2 separate regions of the Mus musculus genome follow, and region 2 is linked to region 1. The links are chromatin loops, found by intact Hi-C in ENCODE. Cell type or tissue: heart. All regions are shown on one strand. Links, peaks and the distances in the headings refer to the core of each region. The heading gives the core; the rest is flanking DNA.

Evidence for each region. Peaks named below come from ENCODE experiments on the same cell type or tissue, not always from the same donor. Only the 100,000 strongest peaks of a DNase experiment are listed, where the experiment ranks them.
Region 2: a loop joins it to region 1, with 2.2 times the contacts of the local background. A loop is called at or near these places in 4 of 42 quality-filtered maps.

Annotation. Positions count from the first base shown.
Region 1 is chr4:35,098,344-35,101,251 of GRCm38, forward strand. All of the region lies in intron 1 of Mob3b (MOB kinase activator 3B), which reads right to left. The region is part of intron 1 of Gm52727 (a long non-coding RNA gene); the gene reads left to right. Among named protein-coding and RNA genes, the nearest start is that of Gm52727, 3.7 kb to the left of the region's middle. In heart, for the core only: no CTCF peak of the experiment used is centred there; DNase peaks (open chromatin) are centred at 1,708 and 2,038; H3K4me3 peaks cover 1,526 bases; H3K27ac peaks cover 868 bases.
Region 2 is chr4:34,959,925-34,962,832 of GRCm38, forward strand. The region is part of intron 3 of Mob3b (MOB kinase activator 3B); the gene reads right to left. Among named protein-coding and RNA genes, the nearest start is that of Gm33620, 30 kb to the right of the region's middle. In heart, for the core only: a CTCF peak has its summit at 1,080; no DNase peak of the experiment used is centred there.

The DNA of each region.
Region 1 (2,908 bases), core at 303-2,802:
TAATGGATTTTTTTTTTAACCTACGGTGGTCTTTAAGCCCGTTAAAGCAACATAGCGTAAATGAAGTCATATAGAGACCATCCATGATATAAAAATATAGAGAAGCACAGAGAACCCAGCCCCTCCCAACGCAGACCTTCAAGAACCAGAGGCTTAACTTTGTCAGCTCGATAACCCACAAGCTCCCACAGAGTCCAGCCTCTAAGGCTGGGAGTTTCTGCCTCCTACAAATGGCTTGTCTTCACGGCACTATGAGGGGACAGTTCTTGGCTGGCCTTTGCCCACCATACTCCAGGTATTGCCTCTCCTCTACACCAAACAGTTCAACTCCTGCCTAACTCCTCAGAGTAAGGTCCATCTATAATCAGAGCTCACCTGCCACCTCGCCATCCAGTCCCCACCCATCCAAGCCGCTTCAGCCACACCCTGCCTCTTGCACAGATATGGAGCGCATACCTTCCTTCTCTCTGGGCGGCTCATGATATGGCTTTGTTCCTGCTGATCAGTTCACTGATGATTTTTAACCCCTGCTCCTCCGTAGATTTTTACATTTTTGAATTTTGACTCTCTTCTTGAGCTGTGCTCTTCCCCTAAGCCCTGCCTCCCATTTTTCTCAAACTCTTTCATTTCCTTGCCCCCCAAAGACTCTGGTGGAAACTGTGGCTGATGAATTGAAAATACACAATCCTGGCTTACCCTGAACAAGTTGTCTTACTGATGAACAATTCCCTTGAAATTTCTTTCTGGACCTTCAAAAATAACCCCCACCTCCCCCGAGATCACTTGAGGTGCCTGTGTAAAATGCATTTGTCTTAGGTCTTACCCTCTTGTCTCTGAATGTATTAACCAGAATACTTCTAGTATGCAAGAACTCCGAGTTGGGGGGTGGGGGCGCTGATACACCAGGCCTAGGCCAACAGTCAGATACCCAGGAGAACAGGCAGGAGAGAAATATCTGAGCATCTGAAATTCCAGGAGAAAGAACAGCAGGCAAAGGCCTTGGAGAGTGGGAGGGCTTAATCTGAACCAGGTTGAGACTGGAGTATGGCTTCGGTACTGCCGCTGGGGTATGTGAGCTACACCACCCCTGGAGGGTGGGGCAGCTCAGCCTTTCTGCGTACTCTGCATCTACTGGTCCTTGATTCCTACAGACTGGATGCTGGTTTGTGTGCCTGCGGGCAGCATGCTGGGATTTGAGTCCCACTGCTGCTAGCTCTTGATCTTATTACATCACACAATTAATCTTCACCGTCCTCCTCTTTGAGACGGAGATAACGAAGTTACCCATCTCAGTGTGTTATGAGAGTTAAATAGTCTCATCCCAACAAAAAAAAAAAAACCTGCACGCACCAGGCACACTGTCAGAGCGGAACAGGTTTAATTTTTGTCATTAATGTAATACTTCCTAAACTGTACGCGTGGGGGGTGGGGGGTGGGGTGCGGGGCGCCTAAAAGGCAGATAGCGCAGAATTTCCTTTTCTCTTTCTCATATAGCTCTGGGCGATTATACATAACTCCAGGATTTCAGTGTTGCTCAGTCAAGATGGTAGGTGAAGGGCCGCAGCTGGTCTGACACAACCGTATGCTCTCAGCAACCCTCATTGATTGCAGAAGCGGGTGAGCCTCCTTGTTCCCCAACTGGGAGGAACAGCAGTTTTCCTATCAGGCCTAACTGGCCGGCCCCTCCCTTCAGCCACCAAACAGCCAACCAGTGGCCCACGAGGGCGGGAGCACAGGCTAGGAGGCTGCCATGGCGACACGAGCGAAGCTCGCAGATAGTTTTGTGTTTACTGGACATCCGTGCTTATTTAAGACCAGGAATTCACACTCCCAAGGCAGTGCCAGCAAAATTCACCCTGGGCCAAAGCATGCATTTATAATACGAAACCTTTTCATTCGGATTTTCTTATGTAACCACGATGTGTAAACTTGCCAAAGAATGTTAAAACTAAATCAAAGAGGAAAGTGCCTCGCAGTTCCCCGCACTGATGGGCATGGAAACCGGCGCCCATCAAAAGTTCTCAAAAGTCTCCAGAGGCTGCAGCTACTCTGCCAAGGGAAGCGTGTGCTTCCACGTAGCCGTGGAAAACAAGCAGGCTCACCAGGCTGAGCAGGCCCCAGGCTCAGCCAAACCCTGCGGCGAGGACTCATTTGACTTTGGGTCCAATCGAGAATCCAGGAAGCCACGTGCACTGGCTTCTTTTCCATTTAAAATTCTACGTTCACTAATATGTGGCCACCTTTGCTAGGGTGCTCCTGGGTCCTTCTCAGAAAGAGGGGGTGAGAAACAGGAAGTCCTAGGAGATCCTCTGTGCGGAGCAAGGAGCTAAGGCAAGGGTTAGATAATGGTTCTTAGTCTCCTCTCCTCTCCTCTCTCCTTCCTCTGCCCCTTTTCTCTTCTCTCCTTCCCTAACCCGCTCGTTCTCTCTCCAGAGTCGCAAAATGTATCCCAGGCTGGGCTGGAACTTGCTGTGTAGCTCAGGCTGGCCTGGAACTTAACCGTGATTTGTCTGCCCTCTACCTCCCATGTACTGGGATTAAAAGTATGTGCCACTACACCTGGCCTCCTATTTTCTTTAAATGGCATTTAATTCTTAAAAAAAAAAAAAAAAAAAAAAAATCTGAAAAGAGGACAGATTCCCATAAAAATTCTGATGGCCCAAGAAATTTTTGTACCAATTTCAGTCAATAAACAAATTAAAAAACCCAATAGGCTAGGCAAAAGCTGAAGGCTAACCGAATGCCACAGATTAAAACAAGACTACTGGATTTGCATTAGAAAAAAAGAAGCAGAGTCTAGAAGCCACACTAGCATACCTCAGATGCAGACCTTTACAGACCCAAACAAGATACAAGGCACTTGTAAACATTTGTGTTTTAAATCAGATAGCTAGCCCCAGGGCTACAG
Region 2 (2,908 bases), core at 111-2,610, 140 kb before region 1:
TCAATCTGAATTGCGTATTGTGTATACCTTGGTGTATATTGCTGTGCAATGAAGGATATGTTTCCAAGTCTTACACAGTATATATGATTTGAGGCAGCTATAAATACAGTTTATGTCTAATGTGAGTTATAGCTGGGTAAGTTAAATTATGCTTAGTTTTGTGCTTTCAATTTCTGATATTTTTTGTCCTTGACATAGTCTCTGATTTTTTTTGGATACTTTTAATATTCACATTATTTCTTGCTTTTAAAAAAAGAGCTCTAGTAACGTAAAGAGCAATGGAAGGGGGACTGGAACTGAACACCCAGGAGAAGTCACATTTCACTTTAGGAAAGCTGCCTTAATGACTTTTGCCAGTTTTTGTAGCTATGGTACAGGGTGGAGAAAACAACCCAAGCTTTGCATAAGTTGCACAATTCCTCGTCTGACCTCAGCTTTCAAAACTGAAAATGGCTTCTGTTGGAGAGCTCGCAGAGATGATTTTGACATCCATCAATCAAATTCCTATGAGTTCTATGATTTAAATATCACCATCATTGTCATCATCATCACCGCCACCCCCCCCCCACCCCCCCCCACCCCCCCCCCCCCCCCGGTCTGGAAGTTGTCTGGCATTGTGAGTCCAAAGCTAGTTTACATCCTATCACCTTACTTCCCTGCCTCCTGCCTGGGAATCAGAGCTTGGCTGCAGCTCCCGCTGTGTCCTCTCCCAAAGTCTAAGGGGCTCTCTCCCTCCTCTGTCCTGTGGGTTCTGAATCTCTCTAGAGAACCCTGCCATGCTTTCCTTCTCTAGTGCTGGGGCCTCGGCTTTCCTTGGAACCTCTGCTGCACATTTGCTATTCTGTCTGTCTGTCTGTCCATGGTTACAATAACTCTTCTAATAAACTCGTAGAAGAGTTCCTCAGTAACCAGTCTAGTGTCTTCTTCACCCGTCCACCTCCCCCAAAACTTAACCTAGATTAGACTGGCTCTGAACCTAAGCCGCGTGCCCAAGCTCACTTAGCTTCTTAGTGGCTTTCAATCCGGACTGAGTTGCTTTAACAGTAAGCGAGCAAACCCTATGCTGTTCCTATTACTCCACTTGGGGGAGATGCAGCTTAGGACATCAGTGGTGTTTAAAATGCTCCAGGGATACAAGAGCAACAGCATCTTACACCCCCGGCCTCCCATTTGCTTTTAATTCCATTACATTCTGCTAACTGTAAGGAACAAGAAGGACGATGGAGGAAGACATATATTAGCAACAGTGGAACCAACTAAGGGGCGAGAACAGAGAGCAGAAAGGAAGGCCAGTGTGGAAGATTCTGTGTAAGAACATCTAGGTCTGGAAATGGTAAGGATAACCTGAGAAGATGCCCCCGCTCCCATCGTAGCCATCAAAACCTCCATGGTTTGGAACAGGGTAGTGTTAGAAGTCCACAATGCAATGCTAGACTTGATTCAAAGGGAAAAACTCACTGTCAGCAAACTTGGGACGGGTGGATACCCCATCTCTGCCGCTCTCACACACTCTTGAGGTCACAGAAACGACATGAAATGTTAAAAGCACAGGGACCTGCTGTGTGGCTTTTTTTTCCCAGGGACTGTTGTGTGCTGGATCCCCAGCCCCTGGTGCCTATGTGGCCCCCGTCCTCCTCAGCTTCAGTTTCAGTTCTGGGAAAGGGCCTGAGCTGTGGCAGAAGCACACTGCAGACGCTGCTGCTGAATTGCTGTAGGCGACGCAGAACCATGTAACCGGCTAGGCATTGGTGGCTCACTCCTTTAATCCTAGCGTCTTCTTTTAATCCCAGCAGAGGCAGGGGCAACTCTGTGTGGTCACAAGGCTGGGCTGGTTTACACAGTGAGTTCTGGGCCAATCAGGGAATATAGTTTTCCATTTTGTTTTGTTACCTGTCTTAGTAACAAAACAAAATGGAACTCCATAACCAGGAAGAGTTCCATTCTGATGGCAAACTCGGGGCCTCTGGTTAGAGGGTAGACCAGATAGCCTTTCATCTCAGATGGTCTATTTCTTGTGTCCAGATTATACCAGTTTGTTTCTTTTATTATGTGCTAGCCCTCCTCCATCCCCAAAGCATGTGGATTAAAATCACTGACCATCCTGAGAACCCCATTTCTGCCCTTATGGCCCAGAGCTGCCAAGGTGAGGTCCCCACACAGACTGACCCACTTTCCCCCTGCAGCTGGCTCCTGGCCACACCCACTCCCCTTGGGCCAGGCTTCTATACTCAGTAGACCTGCAGTCTTCTGTGACCTCATCTCTTACCTATAGCCAATGCAAGTCCCTCCTGACCTGGCAATGCCAATGGAGGAGTACTTAGTTGGCATGAGCAAGAGATGCTGTGGTACCAAACTCATCCATACTAGCCTGAGGGAGATCATTCCTGCCTACAGATGGGGGAAGGGTGCTTCTGACACAGGACAACAATACGGACACTGGTGTTAAAGCACCAAGGACAATAGACAGATGTGAGTTTGGGTGCTATAAAATCAGAACAGATTTTTCACTTAGTTCCACGGACCCAGAAGTCCTTGCTCTGACATGCTACATTGCGGCCGTTCCAGTGTGCACACAAGATTAAGAGGCATTACTCCCCAGCTCCTGCCGGTTTCTGTAGCAACATTGGCAAGGGAGACACAGTTGAGGCCCAAAGAGACATACGAGTAGTCCCCACATCCTCTCTATCTCTTTGCTTTGATGTACTAGCAGCTGTGCATTTGGTCTTCAAGGACCTCACGGTCTACATTCCTCTCACCAGAGCAGCCTGGGAGAGGCCTGGTCCCTGCCCTTGTACCTTCACTACTCGGATGCCCAGAGCACTCCAGGTCATCCACGCCCTGCTTAGGTGTCTTGGAAGCTTCTATTCCACCTGGATGGCAGAAAAAGCAACTCCTAGGAAAGAGAAGA